Linked DNA regions of Mus musculus: region 2 is linked to region 1. A link is a loop called in an ENCODE intact Hi-C map of the cell type or tissue named here. Cell type or tissue: heart. All regions are shown on one strand.

The links. Hi-C counts contacts between places; a loop is a spot of excess contacts. Peaks named below come from ENCODE experiments on the same cell type or tissue, not always from the same donor. Only the 100,000 strongest peaks of a DNase experiment are listed, where the experiment ranks them.
Region 2: it touches region 1 in a loop (2.3-fold over the local background); 3 of 42 quality-filtered maps call a loop at or near these places.

What each region holds. Positions count from the first base shown.
Region 1 is chr11:46,210,690-46,218,689 of GRCm38, reverse strand. The region is part of intron 26 of Cyfip2 (cytoplasmic FMR1 interacting protein 2); the gene reads left to right. Among named protein-coding and RNA genes, the nearest start is that of Fndc9, 21 kb to the left of the region's middle. In heart, CTCF peaks have their summits at 1,829 (motif pointing left) and 3,127 (motif pointing right); a DNase peak (open chromatin) is centred at 3,119; H3K27ac peaks cover 5,958 bases.
Region 2 is chr11:46,148,831-46,156,830 of GRCm38, reverse strand. Nipal4 (NIPA-like domain containing 4) reads left to right here. Exons shown (of 6, transcript NM_172524.3): 3 at 9-65; 4 at 2,137-2,227; 5 at 5,410-5,570; 6 at 6,057-8,000. The coding sequence ends at 6,685. Among named protein-coding and RNA genes, the nearest start is that of Gm35624, 13 kb to the left of the region's middle. In heart, no CTCF peak of the experiment used is centred here; no DNase peak of the experiment used is centred here.

The DNA of each region.
Region 1 (8,000 bases):
CATAAGGAGAAGCAGCAAAAATTGATCAAGGCCTCGAGAGCACAAGGAGGAGGTAGAAGAGGGGAGAGCAGACATGTGAGCTCCCACATTCAGAAGCGGGGAGAGCCCTCGCTTTAGACAGGAGAGGCTGCTCTCACTGTGGGCTAACTCCAGAGGAACTGTCTTTCCAGATCTGTCGCTAAGGACAAAAGGACAATCTGGCTGGGCAAAGTGGGGTGACACAGACAGGAGTCATGCTCCCCAAGGCGTTCCTACTCTGACAGATGGGGAGATCTCCGACTATTCTGTGCTTGCTGGGTTGACAACAGGGCATGGGGGTCCAGAGCCTTTTGAATATAGAGGGTGGAAGTTAAATATGTAAGTGGTGTATCAATTGTTCCTATTAAAAAGGCAAAGAGAGAAAGGATGGGAGGAGAAGAGGAGAAGAAGGGAAAAGAGTTAGTGTGGGTGTGGGAGGGGATGGGAGGATGGGGAGAGGAAGGAAGACGGAGGGAGGGGAAGGTTAATGACCTCCCCTGAAAGAGCAGCAGAACCGGACCATCCGTTCTTCTGAGACCGACGCCCTTCACAAGAATAAGGTCAAGCAGCCGTTCTCACCTTGAGCACAAGAGAGAGTGTAGAATAAAATAAAAAAGATGCAAGTCTGTAAATGCAACGCGGGGTTACAAGTTGTAAAACAGACAACCTGTAGAATAACCCATTAAGGAATGAACGGGAACTAATCAGACCTAATGATCAGCAGTCAGTTGTCCCTGGATTTCAGGAAGGAGAGGCAGAGGTCAATGGGGCATTTAGCCGCACCAAGAATGGCTTAATACTTGGAATTCGTGTTGGCGCGTTAGCATTGACCTGGACATCGGTTTAAAATGGTAATGATCAGTAGCTGCAGGGGGTTGTGGGCGAATCCTGTTGCCATGTTTCTTGCCAGACTTTCTGCCTTCTAATAGATTTCCAGCTTTCACTTGTCATGGCTGTCATATTGATAAATCAGTTACAGGTAGCTTCTTGTATTACCCGTGACCCACCTTCCCAGTCGATGGCGGTAATTCAGCTTTCATTTCAAAGTATAAAGAATGTGCATTGGAAAGGATGTCTTTTCTTCATTAAGTTACGTGGTATGGGTCTCAAGTTTGAGGCTGAGGTAGGACTGTAAAAGATCATCTACCTGGCTTTCTTCTCTTTGGTGGAGTTGTGTGGGGTCTTTAAGGAACACGTGCAGTCACCTGTGTAAATCTTACGTAAATACCCTTATAAGCACCAAGCCCATGTAACCCCACCACCACCAAGTCTAGAAGCAGGGCAGTCACCATGGGGTAGGCAGTTCTCTCTGCCACCTTACGTACTTTCAAAGCCGCCATGGGTCTGACTTCTGCCCCCAGAGCTTGGTTTTCTCCTCGGAGCTTATCTAAATGAAATTACGTCATGTGTTTCTCCTTTCCTGTCCGATGTCTATCGTCCGATACTTTCTGTGCAGCTTTTATTATAGACGGTTCTCATTGTGTTAGTAGGTGAGTTAAATAGTCTGTTTTAGAGCGACTGGATGCTAGTGGCTAATCGTAACTTGCAGTCTGATTGTGTCTAGAAGCACCTAAGAGGTGAGCAAGGCACACCCTCTAGTTGTGTCTATGAAGGGCATTTCTATAAGACATAACTAGAGGGATGACAGGAAATGACTCATCCTGAATGTAAGTGGCACCATGGTGGGCTGTGGATGTGAGTAGGAAAAATTGGGGCCGTGTATAGAGTTAGAGAAATGGCTCAATAATTAATTACCCATCGCCCACATGAACCAACTGTAACTCTAGTTTTGATGTATCTGGCCCCCTCTTCTGGCCGCTGATGGTACTGCAAGCATGATGTACATACATGTATATGCAGGCAAATACCCATACGCAATAAAGAAAATCTTTTCAAGAGTAAACGTGCGGGTGTGTTCTCTCTCTGCTCTCTGGACGACATGATATAGGCTTCTCTGCCTTGCTGCTCACCTTCCCTGCCATAGTGAACTCAGACCCCCAAAACTGTGGGCCCAAAGAAACCGTTTCTTCCTCACCAACATGGGGCATTTTGTCACTAGCAGTGTGCACATTTGGGGCTGCTGACCATCGGGTACTCTTGTGGATTAGATACGGTGAACACTGGACGTGTCTTAGGTAGGCAGTTGTATTTAATTGCGGCCATTCTGGGCGTGTCCCAGCATCTCAGTGTGGTTTTGATGGGTCTAAGGGCACCAAGCCCTTGCTGTGTGTGGTTGGTCATTTGTACCCCCTCTTAGATAAAATCCTGTTAAGAGTTTTGTGAACTCTTTACTCAGGCTTCCCCATTGGTTTGTAGGTGTTGTTTACATATTATGGCTCTAGGCATAGTAGATAGAGTGTAGCGGGCTTTTGTGGACAAGCTGTTTCTAAGGTTGCTAAGTTCATTTCCCCCCTTTGTGGTTGGTTTAGTCTTTCAAGGTGAAACCAACCACAGAGTGCATTATCTGGAATTCACACTGTGTTTAGAAGAAGACAGAACTCTAATTCTGTTTGGACTTATATTGAAATAATGTCGTCCTTCTAGGTACAGGGCAAATGCTATGGTGACTGTTGACACAGTCTCAGGTCGCAAGCCTGAGGTCCTCCTGTCTCAGCCTCCTGGGTGCTGAGAGCACAGGTGTAGAGCACCATGCCATACTTGACTGTTTACCAAGTATCTGTTGATGACTGGTTGTAGCAGGCTCTGAACAGCTGTTGAGTGGAATCTGTTTCTTTTGCCATTCTCTCAACTTGGTGATTCCTATTTCCCCAGTGATGACTCTGTGGTTCCCACGTTCTTATTACACATCAGCCAGTTTTGTGTCACACACACACACACACACACACACGCATGCACACACAAGCTGTGTGACAAGCATCCCATCTACCTCTGTAGCTGTTGCTTATTTCTGTCTTTGCAGTGCAGTGGACCACAGTCACAACAGCCTGTTGCTGCGAGTGTTATTCCTACAGTGAGTCCAGACTCAGCTTACTGAATCAGACAGAGCAGAGTCTCAGCCTCAGCCCTGCTGCCCCTGAGACCAGATAATCCTTTGTTGGAGTCCTGTTCTGTCCTTACAGAATGCCAAGCAGCAGTCCTTGACTCCATCCACTAGGTGGCAGTAGCGTCTTCAGCAACAACAAGGCTGACTCCAGAGATTGCCTGACCCTATGGAGAGTACCTTATCTAGGGCAACTTCAGGTTATTTTTGCAGATGGTGAAACTAGACAACTCCAGACAATTTCCCAGACTGGTTAATTTTTATTCTCACTCAGACATGTTAGGGAGCTTTGATTCCCTCGCATCTTTGTGAACTGCTACGGCATCTCTTTTCTCTGTGAGCAGACCTTTTGAACAGATGTCTTTTGATAGAACGTTACGATTCTGAGGGTGCCGATGTCCCTGGGATTATAGCTAGCACAGGAGATGGGCCAAGATCCAGGTGTGGTTCAGCGTGCAGAAGCCACCCACTAAGGGACAAGGACATCTGCAGAGCTGAGCTGGTTAAGCTGGTTAAGGAGCTGGTTAAGCTAGTTAAGGAGCTGGTTAAGCTAGTTAAGGAGCTGGTTGCAGGACAGAAGGCTGGGTGGCTGTCGGCTTTACATTCTGCAGTTGAGTGAGCCAGCCCCGAGTGTGACCTTCTGCCTCCGGTTTCTGCCCATGCTCACCTCTCTCTGTTTTCTCTCACTGGGCGATTGAAGTCAATTCCCAGTCGGCAAAACCCAGATAAGCAGAAACTAAACAGAAATCACACTGTTGTGTTAAGATAGTCACTGCTCACTTCCTGAAGAATATTATTCCAGATGCTTGTAGGCCAGCCTTTCTCACCCATAAAACTGGCCGTTCTGTTAACTTTAAAGGTCTGGCGAGCCAAGCATAGAAGACTGGAAGTCTGCGAGGGTGGTAGAGAGAGCAGTGAGAGAGCAGAGGGTTTTCAGCTTCTGCTTTCCATTCTTGATTTTTCCCAGGCATTGCAGCAGTCATGTCTTCCTTAAAAGGAAATGTTTGCACACTTAAATGTATATTATCTGGAGGGCTGGAAAGTTAAAGGTCAGCACAAGTTAGAAAGGTGTCACCACGCAGGCTGGTTCCAACAAAGACTTCACCCCGCAGGTTGTCAAAGGAAAAAATGCTGGTGTTGTACATTGCTTTGTAGGCCACGGTGTCTCGGCTACAGGTCTTTCCCTGTTGATCAGACATAAATCTGAGCCAGGGTGATAATTCTATTATTCCCCTGACAGCCGAGCATATGTGGGGAGGGTAAGAGGTGAGTGTCACCTAGGACATGAGTCAGAAGAGGCAGGGGAGAGAACAGCATCCATGGTGCAGCCTACCCTGGCGAGGAGACACAACAAAATGCAGACTTAGTTTGCCCTGCAGAGAGCTGTTGAGACCCAGAAGCCTGTGCAGCAGCAGGAACGGACATGGTGTGTTCTGGGTGGACTTTTATCCGCAAATAGAGACCCAAATGAGGACTGAAACCACCGCTCATACTTTCACTGCAGAGGGTCGTGGTGGGTGTGGGAAGCCTGATTTCTGGCCTGTTCCACAGGCCCTTCAGGAAACACTCACACTAACAACATGTGTGTCCATATAAGGGAATGTTTAGAGCTGTGCTTGCTGGCTGGCTAGGCCTGGCCCTGAGCCCCCTTCATACCAGAAAGCCAGAGTCCAGATGGGGGTAGTGGGAGGCGCTTAGCCTCATTCGCTGAGTTAGTTCTTCAAGCATACTTGACAAAGACAGCCACCTAATACATGAGTGGAATTTGTCTTTTTATTGCCTTAAGACTTAAAGCCAGATGTTACTTAAGAAAACACTCTTTTGAGATTGGTCTCATGATTCTCTCTAGGAAATCAGCTGAAAATGGTCATTTTCTTTCAACCCAGGAGCAGAGCTTGATAGAGTCAAAGGCCATTTTCCACATAAATCTGACATCATGAGGGTCACAAGGACGTTTTAAATCTAAGCACGGTGGATCTTTGTGATTCGCTTTAGCCAAGAGAAGCCGAGTCCCCTGCCTCAAAGACTCAGCACATTGCAAACATACTGGATTTGGGCATTTGGCAGAAGTCCTTCCGGCCCCTCCGTTTTAAATGAAGTATAAATGGGAAAGAAAATGTTAAAGCAGAGAGCTGCACAGAATTCACCTACAGACCCTTTGAAGACTTTTGATGTGGGTTCCTTACAGTAAATCAGTTTTGGATCCTGACGCCAAATGCCTGTTCACTTTTACTTAATTCTGCTAACAACAAATAGTTGTACAGGAGGCCTGGGTCCGGTTAGCTCTGTAGGCCTCCCTCACCACAGTCCATTAGCGGGCATCCCAGGAATGATGCACTTTAGTGTGATGCTTGGTCCATGCAGATGTCCTGAGAGTGATTGTTAGCTCAGCCCTTAGCTACGTGTGCAGAAGCAGAATGGTCACACTGCAGTCCCCAGATGAGGCGACATTGACTCTTTCTCTTCTGAGACAGGGGTCTTTCTGTATACGCAGGGCTGGCCTCAGACTCCTCTCGTGCCTTCCCAGCTCTGCATTACTGACTTTGGCACCTGCTCTGGTACCAAAGCATTTCTCTTTGTAAAGTCGTTTCTTGCTTTAGAAAACTCATTCTGGGGGCTGAGGAGATGGGTCTGAGAATAAGGTACAAGTGGGAGAAGTATGAAGACCTGAGTTTGGATCCCCAGAGACTGGATGCAGGAGCACACATCAGCCACCCTGGTGGTCCAACATTGATGAGATGGGAGGCAGAGACAGGAGAGTCCCCAGAAGCTTACAGGACTGGCCGGCCTGGTGTGTGCAGCATTCAATAATATCCAGTGGCTAAGGCTAGGAAGTGAAGACCAACATCTGACGTTATCCTCTGACCTCCACACATACATCACACACACACACACACACACACACACACACACACACACACAATTGTACTCTGGCCTCCACACATGTACTGTCTCATGCACAAATACACATGCACACAAAAGACTTTACATCATGGTTAAAAAAAAAAAGCTATAAAAATGAGACTTAAAAAGCTAAATCAAATGAGACTCTGATTATATATTCTATGTTGCTGAGAAGTCTTTTACTTTTAGCTGATCTCAGTGTTTGATGTTGAAGGTAATTATGTAGCAGTGGGACCTGGCTTTTTGTCTATGATTCAGAACAGTCACAGCCATGGTGACAAACTATCCCCTGGGGGTCTTTGCATGGACCTTCTAAGGCTATTCACCCTGTAGCATTGGAGGAGGGGAAAGAAAACCAACCAGGAATCAGAAAAGTTAGGAAAAGAGGTCCTGGGTAGCTACAGTAGTTACAACACAGCAGGAAGATGCAGATGCGAAGTTAGGAAAACTTGTGTTTCTCCCAGCCACCTCCAGCCCATGGGAGGATTCTCGTTGGTAGCCTGTACCTCAGAGCCAGTTCTTTTATCTCATTTGTAAAACTTGGGCCTCAGCTAGTACTGAACTCTGCCCCAGCTATCTGATGCTTGACCAGGAAGTGTCAGCTCAAGAACAAGAAAATTCGAATGAACTGTGAAGTTGTTCAATCCAGATTAGAAAGAGGCCATGTGGGACCTACAGGCAGTCCCAAGAGAACCTTCTGCTGGCCTCTGTTTTCCCGCAGGTCATAGCTAGATGACTTGCCTTTCATTTCAGGGGCTTTCAGGGAAAAACAAACAAACCAATTCTTTCTCGTGGTGCTCAATAGGGGGAAATACCTAAACCTAACTCCTCTGAGGGTTGCCCCTCTTCAGGGCAGAGCTGAGGCAGGGGCATGCTGAAAGGAAGCTTTACTGAGTCTGCCTGGCTTCCATCCTGGCACTCAGTGTGTGGGACCGGATTTTCATCTCCTGGATGGTATTAAATCTTTGCACTTGACATTCTTCTCCCTGACCTCTCATGTCCCATGACATGCCAGCCCCAGACATATGACAACCCCTCTGAGATTCTTTCTTGGTCAGTGATTGCAGGGTCATTGATTGGCTTTGCATCAGAAGCACGGGCTATGGCTGGAGGGTTCATTCTGCAGCTTAGTGTGGGCCCTGCAGAAATGGGAGCAGTCTGCCAGGTTTTGAAATAAAAAATGCAGTGGCGGCTTGGGAAGCCTCTAGAGCTGTGGTTCCCGACCTGCAGGCTATGACCCCTTGGGGTTGGGGTCAGGAGACCCTTTCACAGAGGTTGCCTAAGACATATATTTACATTATGATTCATAACAGGAGCACAATCTCAGTTAGGAAGCAGCAACAGTGTCACCGCCTTCCTCGGGCCCCTGAAACCTGTCACCACCTTCCTCCCGCTCCTGAAGCCTGTGCTCTTGTGTTACCACCGCAGTGTGTTCTTTTTAAGAAAATAATATTTATGTTTTGTTCTGCATCTGTGGCCTGCCCCGGGTGTAGCCTAAAACAAAAGCAAATATTGATTGCAGCACACCTACATAAACACCACTCCTATCTATCGAGAGACCAGAGGCTTTTGATTTTAAAATAGAGAAGAAACTTCCAAGCTTACATAGGAAGTCCCAAACTCCCAAACTCAAGAGAGTCTAATATGTCTCCTGTCTCTCACATGTCTGCACACCTGACTTAAAAAGAAAAAAAGAAAGATAGGGAGACAGGGTTTCCTGTGGTCCAGATTGGCCTCTGACTAGGCATGTAGTCGGGGATGGCCGTCAACCCCTGATCCTCCTGCCTCCACCTCCCAAGCACTAGGACCTAGACAAGCACTGTATCACCTAAGCAATATCCCCAGCCCCTGTATCTTCAGCTGTATCACCTAAGCCCCTGTATCTTCAGCCCCTGTATCTTCAGCTGTATCACCTAAGCCCCTGTATCTTCAGCCCCTGTATCCCCAGCCCCTGTATCTTCAGCTGTATCACCTAAGCCCCTGTATCTTCAGCCGCTGTATCCCCAGCCCCTGTATCTTCAGCTTTATTCTGAGATTATTAATCACTTGGTACATGACCAGCATTGTGCTCATCTTT
Region 2 (8,000 bases), 62 kb after region 1:
TTCTACAGTGAATGGAGGCTACGGCTACCTGAAGGACCCAATGTGGTGGGCTGGAATGGCTACCAGTAAGTGGCTTCTTCACGACTAAGAACAGTGATCTACTGATAGCTGGGATGGAGATGAAGGGGAGGGCAAGATGAAAGGGTTCTGTCTCTGTTATAGACACTGGGAGCCAAGGTCAACTTCCTTGGGAAAATCTTGCCTCTGCAGACATCTTACTCTGTGCAATCACTTTTCTCAGCTCTAAAGGAGGCCCCTTCCATGAAGATAACGATACAGGTGCAGAGGCTTGGGGTGTAGCTCAGGTGGGAGAGCATTTGCCTAGCACACACAAAGCCCTCAGTTCAATCCTAAGTGCTACATAAAACAAGCGCAGTGAACGTGCCTGTCATCCCAGCACTCCAGAGGCGGAGGCGAAGGGGCAGAAGTTCTAAGTCACCCTCAGTTACGTAGCAAATTCTACACATGTATTCTTTCAGCTACTACTGAAATACAGGGCACTGGTAACACCTTCTCTTGGACACAGTCATGGGTCTCCATCTGTAGACTTTGGGAACCTAAAGTAACTTCCCTATTCCATGCAATTAAGAGCTCGGCCCACTTTGAGCATGGATGCCCCGCTACTTTGTCTAGACTTGTACACTTTCACATCACTCCTGCTCTCCACATGCTCTTTCTGGCTATCAAAGCCCAATTATTTTAAAAAATAATTTTTGATGATGGTGGTGGTAGTGGTGGTGGTGGTGGGGTGTGTGTGTGTGTGTGCGCGTGCGCACTCGCTCGCGTGATGCATGCATATAGTGGGGAGAGGATGTTCCTGCCCACCCATATACATGCAAAGACCAGAGGAAGATGTCAGGTGTCTTCCCCTAGTGCTTTCCACTTTAATTTTTGAAACAGGGTTTCTCACTAAACATGAGGTTCCCCATTGATGCTAGGCTGGCCGGCCAATAAGTTCTGTCTCCACCCTACCATGCTGGAGCTACAGGCACACTCAGCCATGACTGGGATTTACATGGGTACTGAGGACTTGAACTCAGGTCTTCTTGCTTACACAGCAAGCGACCTTAACCGCTGAGACATCTTCTTAGCCCCCAAAGCCCAATTCTTCTAGGTAGAAAATAACATCAATACTCATCCAAATAGGGTTTTAATCCTTACCTTGGGCAGAGCTATCCCACTCACCATCTCCCCGCACACAGGAGACATGGAAAAGGTTCTGTAGGCAAGGGCAGACCAGAGGCTCAGATAAATGGAAAGTATTCTTGGCTCTTTGGTGGTTCAGCCATCTCTAAGCCTCCTGTCTTAGACTATTGCCTTAGTTTGGTTCTTCTTGCTGTGATAGAACACTGACCCAGAGCAACTCCAGGAGGCGAGGGTTTGGTTGACTTACAGGCTTCTGTAAAGCTACCCTAGGTCTGTCCCTCACTGAGGGAAGCCAAGGCAAGAACTCAGAAACTGAGAGGCCACAGAAGAGTGTTCCCTCCTGGTGTACTTCTCTTAGCTCACTCACCTCGTGTTCTTATAAATCCCAGGGCCACTTGCTAAGATGTGCAATCGGGACAATGTCCTCACAGACTTGCCTTCAGGCCAGCCTGGTGGGGTGCTTTCCTTCTCAGATGAGAGTAGCTTATGCCCAATTGATGAAAACAGTAACAACAACCACAGCAACAACAACAACAACGACAACAAAACAACTAATCAGCACAACTGTCCACAGTTCCCCTAGTAAAGAATAGTTGATGGACCAAGTGGTACTCAAAGAATCCAAAGTTTATTTAATAACTGATTTTCTAGAACTTATTTTAAAGATAGACATGAAGGCATGTCAGCCTGTGATACACACTTTACAGAGTATGTACTGAAAGTTAAAGGACATCCAAAACATGGCAGCTTTTCAGGTCACTGTGAGCTTAGGACTTGGGCCTTGCCACCTTTATAGTACAGTGGGAGAACACAGAGTCTGGGTCTGACCTTGTCTCCAAGGAGACAGCATCCGGATGGGATCTGAGGGAGTGCTGGTCTTGGGTTTTAGTTTGCAGTTGAACTGACCGACGCCATCTCTGCCCAGATTCATCTGGAATGGACGTGGTGCCTTGGAGTTACACTGGCCTCTTTTCCCCTCTAATTTCCTAGTGTCTGCTGGAGAAGTTGCCAACTTCGGGGCCTATGCATTTGCACCTGCGACGGTTGTCACACCGCTGGGAGCACTGAGCGTCCTCATAAGGTCACTGTCCCCTCTTTTGACACCTCTTTCCTGTTTTCAATTTGTTGAGACCTGAATTTACCAAAGTGGGAGCATCAACCCCAAACTGGTCCAGGCCTGGGAAGAAGGACCATGCTATTCAGAGCTCCAGGCCCTAAGACTGATGGCTGCCATGGGCCTCAGTATCCCCTCAATGAACTAAGAACATGAGCCCTAGTGTTCTTTTGTTTATAGTGTACATGTAGTACATGTATACGGGAATACGTGTGCATACAGTTGCACGTGCATCTGTTTACACTTCTGTGTAAGCTGACTGTGGGGGGCAGAGGGCAGAGTTCATTGTCTTCCTTAGTTTCTACCTTAGTTTTTCACAATGTCTCTCACTGCCTGGACCTCACCAATTGGCTAGTCTGGAGCTCACCAATTAATTGGTTAGGCTGACTGGCCAATCAGCTCAGGAATCCTCTGGTCTCTGCCTCACCAGCACAAGGATTATAGGCACAAGCCAGCACACCTAGTTTTTAGGTGTGTCCTGGGGATTTGAACTCAGGTCCTCATGCTTGCCATTTTCCCAGGCCCAAGTACTAATCCATACCTAAACCTTAGCAGTTATGGATTCAAAAGTCTCGCAGTCAAGCCTTAATTCATTCATATGCAAAATAGAATGCTAATGATACACACCCAGACTGCTAAATGGGGCTACAACATAGTGAATGGATTTAGAAAAAAAAAAAAAAACTAGCTCCAAGCAGCTGCGGCTACAATTTACAGAGGAAAACTACCCATTAGATCGTCTGAGTGTAACCCGTGTAGTAACTAACTTAATCCTTCCATTTGTTCCCAAGACCCAGAGGGTTTAAGTGCTTTGGCCAAAGTAACTCTCTAGCAAGTTCTACTTGACCTATTTCTTTTCCTTGGGTGGTAGAGCAACCCCTTTTCTACTTGCGTATGGCAATATGAAGACTCTGCTACCAGGCCAGGCTCCACCCTATGCGGGATAATTCCCCGCCAGATGTGAGCAGCTGTGCTATATACTATGTTGCCTCTCGTGAAAGACTTAGCAAACAACAATTTTAAAACTAAAAGATGGTAGAGCTGGTGATATAGGAGTGTTCACCTAGTATGCCCGGGTTTGACTGCTAACACCCCCAAACAACCCAAACAATAAAATAATTACGCCTAAGCATTTGTGCCTCTCATCACCCCATTTCTCTCAAGCTATGGACGTAGGTACTTCTGTGGGGGTCCTTAAGCCACATCGGAAGGGTACTCTCATTTAGGAGCTACCTCTGGAGCTCTGGTAAACCGCAGCCAACCACACCTGGCACCCATAATATCTTCTGTGTTGTTTCACTTGGTGATAATTTCACAACATTTACAATTGTGAAGCAAGTAGATTTCCGACTCTTCAGTGCACAACTGGCCTGACTGGTGTCTCTGCTCAGTAGAGGTGCTTCCCAAATCCCATTCCTGGGATGTGCCTGTGTGAAATAGTTGGGGCTTGCTTTGAGAGGCATGGGATTTTTTTTAAGATTTTGTTTATTTATTATATATAGGTACACTGTCGCTGTCTTCAGACACTCCAGAAGAGGGAGTCAGATTTTGTTACGGATGGTTGTGAGCCACCATGTGGTTGCTGGGATTTGAACTCCGGACCTTCGGAAGAGCAATCGGGTGCTCTAACCCACTGAGCCATCTCACCAGCCCCCTGAGGCATGGGATTCTTAACTGCTTGGTGCCTGTGTGAAATAGTTGGGGCTTGCTTCTCCAGCCTTGCCTAATTTGCATATAGCCCTAGGACCACCTACCCAGGGATGGCACCGCCCACAGGGAACTGAGTGGTCCGAATCACATCAATCATCAATCAAGAAAATGTCCCACAGGCTTGCTTACAAGCCAAGACTTTTTGATGTTACCTAGGTCCCAGGACAACCAATACATTTTTAGTGTGAACTAATGCTGCCTTCATAATGCAAGTGAGCTCATGGCTCATTCCCAGCCTGCCCAGTCCCCCTTTTTCTTCCCTTACCTAGACAATCAGAAAGAACAGAAATGATATCACCAAGGAGCTAGAAGGATTTTACTCAGGAAAGATTCTAGAAAGCATAAAAGTTCTCTTTAACATAGAGGAAAACTCACTAGCTTTGTAATAAGATCAAAGTATTGCTCAAAACCTGCCTTTGCCACTTACCAGTCAAAGGACTTTGCCGAATCATTTAAACTTCTATGAGCTCAGTTTTCTTATCTGTAAAGTGGGAGCAGTATATGTTAATTCACAGAGTTGCCAGATTGACTCTAACACAGAACTTATTAAGAAATTCATGGCCCCAAACATAGTGTTTGTTATTATTGTTGTGGTGATTTATATTGCCATATGCAAGTGAAAGAGAAGTAGATTCATATTCTATGACCCAAGGAACAGGAATGGAACAAGGAACAGAAATTGACAGAAAACGTATGTGGGGTACATAGTGTGAACCCGCAATGTACGCATTTGGCTTGCTTCATGCAACCAGATGCATACAAGCCATGGTTGAAAAACATCTCCTGGCAATACTGCCGAACAATAGGTTCAGTCAATGGGGAGTCAGACAAGAGTACTTTGAAAGGCTCTTTCAACTTGTCTTTGTTTGCTTTTTATTGCTATGATGAGACATCATTATCAAAGGTAACTTGGAGAGGAAGGGATTTATTGGGCTTACATATTGCATCATGGAGGAAAGCCAAGAACTTTGAGGCAGAAACTAAAGTAGAAGCCATATAGGAGCTTGCTCCTCTTGGCTTGTAAAATTTGCTTTCTTATACACCCCAGGACTATCCAGGGATGGTACTGCCCACAGTTCATCCATATCAATCAAGAAAATGCCCTCCATTGCTTGTCTACAGGCCAATCTGATGGGGGCATTTGCTGAACTGAGGTCACCTCTTCTCAGATTACTTTAGCTGTGTCAACTTGACAATAGACCAACCAAGGAGATCTATGTGTATTTCTGCTTGTCCAGCACACATTACAATCCCCTAGAAGTGTGTTTCTACTTTTGAAAGGTTTGGGGTTAGACAGAGGGAATCTAGGAAGCCTTCTACAGAGAGAAGTGAGTTCTGGACTGTTGTTCTCCATAAGTATTCACTCAACCCCCAGTGTGTCTTTTGTAGGTCTGGGATAGGCACCCCCTTCAATCCCTCTCTCCCATCCCCCTATACAGTGCCATCTTTTCCTCCTACTGCCTGGGAGAGAGCCTGAATCTACTGGGGAAACTGGGCTGTGTGATCTGTATGGCTGGCAGCACAGTGATGGTCATACATGCCCCCAAAGAGGAGAAGGTCACCACTGTTGCAGAGATGGCTTCCAAGATGAAAGACACAGGTAGGTTTCAAGCACTGGGTTTGCAGAAAACACAAGGGGATGAATTGTGTATAGAGTAATTGGGCTCTGGCCATCTTCAGGCTGCCCCCTTGAGGAAAAGATGAACAGCAGAGAGGAAGCTGGATGGTACCTGCTTGCAAGGCTTCCCGGATTGATGTAAATACGTAGTATTTATAATTTATCATGTGCCAGGCATGTCTCTAAATACACATTATTTTTATTATAAAACATTTTATGCAAGACGATGCATCAGCTCATAGAACAGCTCTTCAAGATAAAAGGAATCCCATTGTTTTGTTCTTTTTTTTTTTTTAACAAATGGGGAAACTAAGGTCTAAAGAGTTTAGTAACTTGCATAAGTTACTAAAAAGGGTTACTATAAGGTCTGAGGCTGGGACTAGAACCCACCTCTGTTGGGCTATAAGTCTGGGGCCCTAGATACCCTTGAGTCCTTTGCTGAATAACTTTTACCCATCCTTCCTGAAGGGTTCATCGTCTTTGCTGTCCTTCTGGTGGTGTCTTGCCTCATCCTCATCTTCATTGTTGCCCCACGTTACGGGCAAAGGAATATCCTCATTTACATCATCATCTGCTCCGTGATCGGATCCTTCTCCGTGACTGCCGTCAAGGGGCTTGGTGTCACCATTAGGAACTTCTTCCAGGGCTTACCAGTTGTGCGGCACCCTCTCCCTTACATCCTGTCCCTCATCCTGGGTCTTTCTATCATCATCCAGGTCAACTTCCTCAACAGGGCACTGGATATTTTCAACACCTCATTGGTCTTCCCCATCTACTACGTTTTCTTCACCACGGTGGTGGTGGCCTCCTCCATCGTCCTCTTCAAGGAGTGGTATACCATGTCTGCTGTGGACATTGTGGGCACCCTGTCTGGCTTCGTCACCATCATCCTGGGTGTTTTTATGCTTCACGCTTTCAAGGATTTGGACATCAACCAAATCAGCTTGCCCCACACGCACAAAAACCCAACTCCAGCTCCCGCCCCAGAGCCCACAGTCATTAAACTAGAAGACAAGAATGTCCTTGTAGATAACATAGAACTTGCCAGCACACCATCACCCCAACAGAAGCCCAAAGTATTTATGACCGATTCTTAAAGCCTGGAATGCATGAGTAAGAGGAGGCAGCCAATGGTCCAGCCTGACCTCTCAAGTTCACAACTACCTGGTTACTTTCAGCACATCTGTTGCCAAGGGCTAGTTTCTTTTTTTGAGATATTCATTTATACCTCACTGCTGTTCCTAGACGAAGAAGAAAAATCCCTACCCAGTAAGGTAGGGGCAGGACTTCCTGGAGATACAGCCTTGGTGACTAAATCCACAAGTCTCTGTTAGAACCAGCAAGTCCCCAGAGCCTCTCCCCTCTGGGTCCCTCAACACCACCATGTTGTTGGTAGAATTTGACCTGCTGAATGTAGCCCAGCTCAAGAACTTCCCTCAGCTATCGGTCATCGGGAACTCCTTCACACCAATTAGCCTGTCAGGCTGGACTTCTCAGTCCTTAGCCCGGGAATGGAGCTTGTGGGGGAGTGCAGAGCAATCTGCATGCCTCGTCATGCCAAGGTGTGTAGCACATACTAAGTAGCCTGGTGTTTCTTGTAGACAGAAGCAAGACCCCAGCTGACCTTCTTACTGTGAATACCACCTGATGTCTCAGGGAAGTTTCAACTGGCCCATTCTCCAAGCACTTGAGGTCACATCTTGTTGTCTGTGCCTCCAGTGGCAGGCACTACTATCCTTCCCTCTCTGCCCATCCCAAGATACCAGTCACTGACACGTGTAGGCTGTAGCCTTAGAACCAACAGCAGGGGATGCCTCCTAGTCCAGCTCCGCTGTTCAAACCCATGTTCACCTAGCAGCCTCTGGGAAGAGAACAGCACTGTGCTGTCATGCTGGAATTTAGCAGAATGCAATTTCTTTGCATCAAGAAATTGACTATGATATGACTTGGGGAAGAGGGGGAGAGTATAAGACACAATGTCATGGTTGTCTGAATGGAGTCATGGGCTCTATGGAAACCTGGACATAATGTTTGGCCTGACTCAGATTCGAGCAAGGACCAGACCTCTGGGGAAATTTCCTAGCTGTATCTAGTGGAATTGGATTAGAATCCCAATAATCAAATGGGAGTGCAGGCTTGACACAGCCTTGTTGGCCCAACTGGAACTGAGTTTATCTCCATTGACAACCTAGCTGCCCACACTGGAAACAGCATGCCATGAGTCCTCCACCATCACCTGCTCTTAGGGTCACTTTTGGTGACCTTACATTTGGCCAGAAGCAGTCAGAGAATAGCAGCTGGAGAGAGAGAGAGAGAGAGAGAGAGAGAGAGAGAGAGAGAGAGAGAGAGAGAGAGAGCCTTTTCTTCCAGTTCTTACAGCTGTGAAAGTGTAGACTTGACACAAGGAGCATA